Linked DNA regions of Mus musculus: region 2 is linked to region 1. Evidence: chromatin loops called from intact Hi-C (ENCODE). Cell type or tissue: left cerebral cortex. All regions are shown on one strand.

Evidence for each region. Hi-C counts contacts between places; a loop is a spot of excess contacts. Peaks named below come from ENCODE experiments on the same cell type or tissue, not always from the same donor. Only the 100,000 strongest peaks of a DNase experiment are listed, where the experiment ranks them.
Region 2: a loop joins it to region 1, with 2.1 times the contacts of the local background. A loop is called at or near these places in 2 of 42 quality-filtered maps.

Annotation. Positions count from the first base shown.
Region 1 is chr5:5,264,187-5,269,186 of GRCm38, reverse strand. The region is part of intron 2 of Cdk14 (cyclin-dependent kinase 14); the gene reads left to right. Among named protein-coding and RNA genes, the nearest start is that of Gm30151, 100 kb to the left of the region's middle. In left cerebral cortex, a CTCF peak has its summit at 2,508 (motif pointing right); DNase peaks (open chromatin) are centred at 2,507, 3,171, 3,554 and 4,229; H3K4me3 peaks cover 2,468 bases; H3K27ac peaks cover 2,615 bases.
Region 2 is chr5:5,117,931-5,122,930 of GRCm38, reverse strand. The region is part of intron 6 of Cdk14 (cyclin-dependent kinase 14); the gene reads left to right. Among named protein-coding and RNA genes, the nearest start is that of Gm30151, 250 kb to the left of the region's middle. In left cerebral cortex, no CTCF peak of the experiment used is centred here; a DNase peak (open chromatin) is centred at 3,038.

The sequences.
Region 1 (5,000 bases):
CTGGCTTCATTTTCCTTTGATTTAGAAGTAGGTGGACTAGCACCTTGGTTCACCCCAGATATTAGGGGAATGAGTGAAGGCATGTAGCAAGCCGTGTGCTGTTGAGCATGAACGCACACATGCCTTTGCCAGAACACCTCTTCCTCTCCACCGGCCGCCTTTCCTTCGTATCCGTTGGTTGTTTATGCCCCCACTTTCTCCTTGTGATGTTAGAATTTCAGGACTAAACTTGAGCTCCCCCCATTTTACTGGGCCTCATGTCCAGTCCAGTCAATAGCAAGCATTGAAACACCTCTTTATCTGTCCACCCCCTAATTCCGTTGCCTTCTTTACGGTCTTGTCCAGAAATTTGTCCTTGCTTCCAGAATGTCTTCCCTTTCCTCCTTGTCCAGATTTATTTTCTATACCAGTTCCTTGTTAAAAACTGAAAAGCCCCACCTAGCCCACTATCTGTCTATAATTCCCTTAAGATGGACATTTTGAATCAAGGCAACCACCATTTCCCATGGGATAAAATGCCCGATTTCCTGGTACGCGACACACGACCATTTAAGCTCTACTGTTGAACCTTCTTGCTGCCACTGTGCTTGGCCATCGGCTCAGCCAGCTTCCGGCTGAGGCTTCACGTGGCTGCTCACGTGCTTTTCCCATCCAAGCAGAGCCCAGGCTCCTCAGATTTATGTTACTTACTCTAAAGAGTCTCCTGAGATACAGCAGGGAGCTTATGTCAAAAACTTACATCGCCAGGGATGCTTGGCGTCTGGGGCATGAGGATGAAATGTTTGAGGGCAGACATGGACCATTGAAGGCCATCCAGGGCTACATAATGAGACCTTCTGTTAGAAGAATAATAAGCATGTTTTATTACATTATTATAACTTGTTTTACTTATTTAGAATCATTTTCGGATAGCTTTTATAAGTGTTTGAAATCATTATCTGAAGTTTCTTTTTGAGTTAGATTTAGCCTAATCTACTTGCAAATTTAATTTTGGTATTTGATTATTACAGATAATTTCATGTCTTGCTTGCTATGCGTTTATATGTCTGTAATGTTAAGACATTAATATGACCTGTTATATGTCTCAGGTCCTTGTGAATAGTAGGCACTTTATTTGTCATCATTCCTTTAGTTCCTTGGATGTAGAGAATGTATGTAGCTGTTCACAGTGCTGTGTATACAAGTGCATGCTTGTGGAGTAAATAGAGAGGTGTTTTGTTTTGTTTTGTTTTGTTTTGTTTTGTTTTGTTTTGTTTTGTTATTTTTATGGTTTGTCGCATTAACCCTTTGCATACCACATTAGTTCACCCACAGTTTCAGGAAGAACAAACCATAAGAACTGTTGTGGCCAAGTGACTAAGCTGACATGGAACCTAAGCATTGAATTGTGGGAAGGAGTTTACCTAAGATAATTTTAGACCCAAAACATGGAGTTGGGAAAAATTGATGAGTTAGTTTAAGAATTAATCAATGTTTTTAGAGGCCTCGCTTTGTGTTACAGAGTAATGAAAAAAGCCGGTGATTGGCATGGTTTGTACTCAGAGCCTTAAAATGGGGACAGTAGCAATAATAAAAGAGCATTTTAGGATGTGACAGATAATTAAATCCTACATGATTCAGATTTGAAGCAGTGTTGGCTTTGCCAAAGAAGAGTTTGTGCATTGGAAGGATGAGCAACCCTATCGAGAATCTCAAGGCCTTAAAGATGTTTTGGACGACCACTACTCTTCAGGCACGTGGTTCACACAATTAAAATACTTTCTGATATTAGGGAAAAACTTGGGGTGGGCAGCTACCTTCATCAGAAAAGTGTTTGCCATGCAATACCAGAACCTGTGTAAAGCCTGGCATGGCAGCACATGAGGTTTTATTACCTTAGCTCTGGGGAAATGGTTTAGACCAGTGAGAAACTGAGGGGGAAAAAAAAAGGTGGACAGCTTCCGAGAAACAGCATCTGAACTTGACTTGTGGCTTGCCAAAGCATATTTATGCATACGCACCCCTCCCCCAAAAGTGTTTATTTCTTAGCTTTGATAAAGAAAAAAGCACATAATAGTTTTTATTTAAATGAAAATTTTATTTTTTTATATTTTATTTTTTCTTTCATGTTGCAGAAAAAAAATCAAGTTGATTATTTCTCAGGTGATATTTGGAGTGATGAGGATGACGTCTTATGAAGGAGAAGTGTTTCATTTGTATCCACTGGGCTGTGATGGGTGAATGGTCTCTTCCTCAGCCTCTGGCAACACACAGACTCAAGCCCAGCGCCTGGGGAGTACTGGCCACTCACCATTAGCACAGTAGTTACCGTCTCTCATTACTAAATTTACCATAAAATTGAATATTTATAATTATAGATTACCATGTTATTTTAAAATTTCTTCTGTAAGTTATTTTTCAGTTTTGCTGTACCTTACTCTAATTTTTGAACCATGGTGCTTCTCTTTCCAGGCATAGAAAATCCTAGTTCAAGTATGAGGGAGAGATCAGCCTCTCTCCTGTAGGGGGCGCTAAGAGAGTAGCAGTTAGTTTTCCTTTGCCACCCAGTACCCTCTGGCATGACTTGGCACAATTTACTTAAAGATTGCATGCCCTGGTTTGCAGGGTTTTGTTTTGTTTTGTTTGTTTGTTTTTTGGATTTTTGTTTTGTTTTGTTTTGTTTTTTGATGCTGTCATGGGTCCTAAGCCCATCAGTAATTCTTCAGGCTCATAATTATGCAACTGTCACTTTGGTTCAGTAAGTGCTACACCTGTGCAAAAAAAAAAAAAAAAAAAAAAAAATCTAACCTCCTGCATTTGGTGCATGGTAATTTTAGAGTCCTCATTATGCCTCATTTACATATGACAAACGTTATGCATATAGACACATCAAACCATTTCCCAAGCATTTGTAACATGAACGCTGGTAGCCTAAACTTGGCCTTCTCTAGGACCTCAGATGATGATTTAATGGCACTGTCACTCAGGATACTTTCTGGCTTTCTCTAGTGCCTTTAAAAATTGAATTGAGCAGGATAAAGTGCATCCCTTTGATTAAATGTTTTTCCTCATGTGCAATTACCGCGAGCTGTCTGCCTCCCGTTCTGTATGCTTTTGAAGCAGCACTGCATTGCAAATCAATATCTTTCTGGAGAGACAGGGTGTAGTGGATTGCCTGGACAGCATATGCGTGGTTCCTCTGGCTGCAATGCTGCTGCAGAGCCCGCTCACTCTGCCTTCCTGGGAACCCCACAGGCAAGTCCATCGTGTTTGGAGGAAGAAAAGAGATCATTCTAGGGAAAAAAAAAATTGACCTATTAAAGCTTTCAAGACCGACTGTTAGCATGTTCTTTGTGCTCTTCTGAAACGTTTTTTGTTTTGTTTTTTTGTTTTTTTGTTTTTTTGTTTTTGGTCTTGCTCCACTGAGATCAGCTTCTCTGGGTGATCTCTGGAATTTTTTGTGCTTCCCCCTTTCTTGGTTGTAGTACGGCCGTACCATTTCAGCTTGCTAGTGCAGAAAGATGTGAATTCAGTTGCTGTCTGAGGCTGGCTTGGTGCAAACACATTGCTAGAGATATGTTAAGGAGTTCCAGGTGAATCCGGCTCAAGAGAGACAACAGCATAAACGGTAAGACAGAGCATGCCTGAATCATAGCAAGGGCTTTAATTTGGAGCATCTCGGCAAGTCTGAATCCTGACTCACTCGTTTACAACTTGAAAAGGATTCATTCTGTGCATGTCATGCCACTCAGTCGATTCTATTTAACTGCCAAAACCAGCAGAGATTGATAATGGGGTATTTAAATTAAGGATCCGACGGGGTTACTCAGCGAATCCCCGGAGGCTCCCAAGGCTATTGCCTGGAGTTTGTAAACACCAGGAGCAGATAAGATGAAGAAAATGTTCAGTGACTGCTTCTTTGCCATAGCCGAGTCTGATTTCTTTGGAAACTAGTCTACCTTTTTTTTTTTTTTTATAGCTTAAAGAGATCTTGCATATGGTTTTGCCTGGCTATGCTTAGCTGAATGCCCTCTGAGTCAATCAACTGAAGGACGGGAGACCACTTTTCCTTTGGGTAAACTGATGTCTGTGAATTTAGCTGGATTGGGTCTGAGTAGAATTGATATCTCTACTATACTAGAAATCCGGGGCTGCTTCTCTGATCACCTTACCCCTTCTCCTCCTCGAGCCCTGACATGCACCTGCTTTGAGTGTGTGTTTCTGAGTAGAGGTCAGGGTGTTGCCACTTGGCATCTTTATACCTGTAATGGTTTTGCTCTCCTGCATAGAAGTGATAATTCTTCATGCAGTTCTGCTTGAAGTGCCAGCTAGCTCTACTAGTGGGCTGTTAGCATTATAGATGCTGATGGAGAACCCCTGCATACAAGAAAGGCTGGGCTAGTAGACAGGCTACACCAAAATGAGGCTTGCCTGTTCATGAAGAAGATGACAAGCAAGGTTGAAATATAAACCCTGACAGAGGATGAATATCTATTTACTTAATTAATTGGGGCATGGTATTAAGTAGCCAGGGGGGTTTGAAGTTGAAGGATATATTTTCATATTGTTTACATAAGAGACTAATACATTAGATGATCCTGTGAATTTGTCTGGGTCTACCTTTTATGTGGGTGCTAAATTTTAAGGGTGTCAGCATTTGATATTTTGCTTTAAAATATTTTACTTTGTATGTTTGAACTTAGGAATTAACTTGAAATGTGAATGTTGTAGTGAGTGAATATTAGTTGACCAGATTTTCAATAACTTGCATATTGATCAGAAAGTAGTTTTTATATAATTTTGTGATACAAAAAAGTAAGAAAGACTACTTCATTACCTTATAAGTTAATCGAGAAAAACATAGATGGAATCTAAGATTTATAGTAAGTGACTTATTGGAGGAGGAGCCTCTGTACTTATTAAAAATTAAGCATAAAACTGGGCTTTGATTTCTAGGAATGAATATTTGGATTTTGTTCAAAGGAGAGTTGGAATTTTCTTGTATTTCGATCAGTCGTTTA
Region 2 (5,000 bases), 150 kb after region 1:
ACATGCTAGCTGAGCATGGTGATTTTGGTTGGGAATAATTCCATTAGAATTTCAGCAGGGTGCTCCATGTTTGTCTAATTGCCATTACTTCTATTTAATGACTTCTCTTCAACTTGAATATTCTGTTGTTTTATGTAGAAGCAAAAAAAAGTTACCATAGTGCAGCTGCAATTTCACTGGGTCCATCTTTTCATCGTGGAATCTCACAATGTCTCATTTTTTTAAAATTATTTTAATTCTTTGTGTACATTGTATGAATTTGTGTGGTGTGTGTGTGTGTGTGTGTGTGTGTGTGTGTGTGTGTGTGTGTGAATTCACATGCGTGTCCATGAACATCCTTGCAATGTCATAGCACATACATGTGACCATTAGAGAACTTGAGAAAACAAACTCAGCTAGTTAGACTTGGGTGACAAGCACCTTTACCCACTGAGACATCTCACTAGCCTAGTTTTAAATCGCTGTGTAATAGCTGTAACATAACATAACCCACACTGCAAACTCACTCTTTGAAGTATTCAGTTCAGTGATTGGTAAAACACTCTCAGCCATAGACTTATTTCCACTGTCTAGTGTATTGTAAGCGAGCCAAGAGTGCCTTCACAGTTGTGAAATCACCACACCACTACTCCTGGTTACTACTCATCTACTTCATGTCTCTAGAGATTTACCTGAGCAGTTCATGCAACAGGAGGCATGCTAATGTGTGACCTCCTCTGTGGCTTCTATCCCTTGTGTAACACCACTGAGTAATGTAAGCTCCCCCGTCCTGTAGAGTCTATCAGTACTCAGTCTTTTGTAAAGCTGAGTAGTATTCCATCATGTCTTGCTTATTCAATCACCCATTGGTACACATTTTTTCACTTTCTATCTGTTGTGAATAAGTACTGGTGGTGTGGCCATTTATGTAATTACATGCCTTCTGAGAGCCCGTTTCCATTCTTTTGGGTCAAATTGCTGAATTATTTTTTAGCATAGCTTTCCCTTTCTGAGAGACTACTAAACAGTTTTCTGAGGTCATCCCCAGGTTAAGATTGGGTGAGATATATGTGTCTCTACTTCACATTTTCTTCACTTATCCCCACTGCTTATTGTGCACATGATGGCTGTTCAGAATCACCATTCGAGTTTCATCTGAGTCCTGCTGGGTTGAATATTTTTTAATGAATATATTTCTGTTTTAAGCATTTTTTAAGGTTTTAAAATGATTTCTCCCTTTTATCTTCTCTATGCTCTATATTTTCTCTCTGTAGGATTTAAATATCTGACCTTTGGGTTGCTTTTCAAGTTTTTTATTTTTTATTTTTTATTTTAATCTTCTTTTTTTATTTATGCTGCTTTTGATTCTCTTTTCCTTTGGCTTGGGGTTACTGGAAATTTTCTCATTTTTATGTTTTACATATTTTAATTAAGCTTTCATGTTTTGAAATTTCTAGTGTTAGGCACTTGTGATATATTCCATTTATGATATATTCCATTTATGAATGCTCTTTTGATTTTAAAGCTACAATAGCATGTTTTATCCACTGAAAATACTAACAGTAGTAATGAATACTAGTGGACCTATCTTCCCCTGTTATTTATAATTTTTTCTTGTAGTTTGCTATGGCTGCTGTGTAATTTGAAAGACTGGTTAGATACTTGGTACAGAACAGTCTGATTGACATCTCACAGTGTGTCAGTAGCAGGTAGCCTCTGATTTTCAGCATAAAAGAGAAGTACTCCAACTTATGGAGGTGCTCTGGCTGTTGGTACCCACCTTCCCTGATATTCTTGATTGCCAGTAAAGCTTCTTCCAGTACTTCTTCGAAAAATTAATTTTTTGAGATTTTCACTCAGAATATTATGATCATTTTTATATATCCCTATCCCACCTCACCTAAGAGCTGCTATTCTTCCTTATCCACTCGACTGGGTGTGCTCAGTTTTTCTAAACCTATAAAGTTCAGATAGTGTTGCCCACATAGACTTGTTGTGTGGCCATTCACTAGAGCATGGCCATAGAGTCAGGAGTAAGGAAAGCCCAGTGATGAATCCTGTGGAAATGATTAGGGGATCAGCTACACTTAGTATTCCTACTTTGGATTCCTATAATCTTACTTGGTTTGTTGGTTCTGATGCCTTATCTGCATTTTAGAAAGGGGCCTATCTGTAAACAGTGGGAAGATTAATCTGAGGCTTAGGTAGCTACTGAGGACTTTCAATTAATTTCTCATTTCAGAGATGTCTAGATATAGACTTCTCATGTCTTAGTGTCCCTGCCCCTGACACTTCTATACATCAACAGTATTGCTTCTAGACGCTCTTCATTGAGTTGGGAACATCTGTCCCTTTGTGTTTTACCATGCTAATGTAGCTGTTATTTGCTTTGGAGCATCTAAAATATGTCAATGTATGGATTGACAGAATATAAAGTGGATATTTTTTCTGTTTGTCATCCTTACATTGGAACCTCATCTATTGTTAGAAAGTTCCATCATGGATGATTCTTAAACTTGAATTACAGAAATCACTGCATAATTCGTTAATTTTTGTTCAGGTTAATGTTGTGAAGCATCCAACAATTTGCTATTCATCTATTGTTAAGAATTTATCAAATGTGACAAAGGTCATGAGAGTGAAGATAATCAAGTTAACAGTGCTATATTACCACCCAGACCTTAAAATTTTAGAGGTATAAACAAGATCTACAGTGTATCTTTATTAAGATTTTTATTTGGGAGGAATATTAATCCTTGCTAATTGTCATTTGTTATGGCTTGTCTCAATGGTTGTATGATGGTGGTGTATGTAGAAATATTTGTTCATGTTGTAGAGAAATATATTTTTGGCACTGAACTTTCTTCTTTTATATCGCTAAGAAGCCTTTTCTTTTTCCTTTTCTTTTTTTTTTTTTTTTTTTTTTTTTCTGAGTCAGAGCTTCAATATTCTGAGTTAAATTCCTGGTTCAGTGTGTAATTTACTCTTTTCTAGCTACCACATACAATCCAGATTTAAATCCTCAACAGATGCCCATGCTTCATTCCCACTTCATAATCCAGAATCTAAAAGGCTAGTCAATCATGACAACTGTTTGCTAAGCGCGAGCTTTTCGTTTGGTGGAGATTTCATTTTTCCTTGCTATATAACCTGCTTTCCATCTTGGATATCCAGTTCGCCATCCCTGTTTCTTCCATGGCCAGCAGCATCCGGAAGCTCAAGTTTATTCTCTTTTCTCCCCTTCTTTATTACTCTCTAGTTTTCTTGGATACAGAACAGAAGCAGGGATGACCGACAGTGCTAGTTATCTAGTTAGAAATTTAAGAATACGTTGAGGGTAGCCATCTAAATCTAACAATAGAACAGAAAGTCAACATTGCTAAAAGAATGAGCTATGGGAGAGAATGTAATTATTTAGAGTATTTATTAGCGGGAAGTAAAAGACAAATGGTCTTTATTTATAAACACAAAACCAGATTTCAGCCCACTGAAGAGTACTGTGAGTTGACGGCTGAATTTTAAGGGGTCAAAGGACATTTCATCCTTCTTATTTTTGATAATAGCATCTGTAAGAGGCCAATGAGCAGCCTTTCATCCCACGGGCTACAGCAAGATTTTGATTATATGTGCCTCATACTAACATTGTAGCAGATTATCTCTAATTTCATTTCAGTATTCCACAGAACAGAAGTGTGGATGTGTGTGTGCTTATGAATGTGTTTGTATGCACATGAGTTTCACAATACAGTAAGTTTTCACTAAAGGATCTTAGAGAGTGTGGCAGACACACAGAGAGGAAGACCATTGTGGGAAGCCGCCCTCACATTCGCCATTGCAAGATGGCGCTGACATCCTGTGTTCTAAGTGGTAAACAAATAATCTGCGCATGTGCCAAGGGTAGTTCTCCACTCCATGTGCTCTGCCTTCCCCTTGACGACAACTCAGCCGATGGGCTGCAGCCAATCAGGGAGTGACACGTCCTAGGCGGAGGATAATTCTCCTTAAAAGGGACGGGGTTTCGCCATTCTCTCTCTTGCTCTGGCTCTTGCTCTCTTGCGCTCTGGCTCCTAAAGATGTAAGCAATAGAGCTCTTGCTCTCTTGCTCTCTTGCGCTCTGGCTCCTAAAGATGTAAGCAATAGAGCTCTTGCTCTCTTGCTCTCTCTCTTGCTCTCTGGCTCCTGAAGATGTAAGCAATAAAGCTTTGCCGCAGAAGATTCCGGTTTGTTGCGTCTTTCCTGGCCGGTCGCGAACGCGTGTAAGAGACCATATTCTCTTTTTAAGTGAGCACTTGTCTAACTAATGGAAATATCTGGAGCTGTTATCACCTCCCATATTTGTCTGAACACCTTACCCCATAGGCCCACCATTCCCTTCCATTCTTTGTCTAGAGACCTGGGGTCACTAGGTGCTGGCAGCTTAGCTCACTGGTTCTGGGTCCTCTCTGAAGCAGCTGAGGGGAAAGAGCGTTGGTGGGGGAAGACTTGGGCTTGCAAGAGAAGAGGATGCTTTCTATAATGTTGCTTAACAGCCAGGGATTAAGTAAAGGGCCAATTGCTAGGGCTCCTTCATCTCTTGACCAAAAGTCTTGCCTCTCACTGACAAGGAAGGACGATGGTTTGGAGCAATTAACTTTTGTTGAACCCGGAGATGAGAGTCATACTCACAAAAGGAAAAACTTTTATACAGGCAAATACACATAAACACACATATACTCTTGCATTCATTCATACATATGTATTCGTACATACTTTAATATACTCTTGTTGGGGATAGCTACTTGTCTCATACTTACATACTTACACACACATACACACAAAAAACCCTATACTCACCTATGCATAAATTTTTGGTGGGTGAAGCAAATGCCGTCATGAGAAAGCTCCATAGAGCAAGCATTGGTGCAGAAAGAACTCACTCATTCTGTATAAAATATAAGCTTCAACAGTTACTGCTAGAGAAAGAAAATGATTCTATCCTTTTATTGCTAAATGAATTTTAAAAACCTGTATCATTGTAGGAA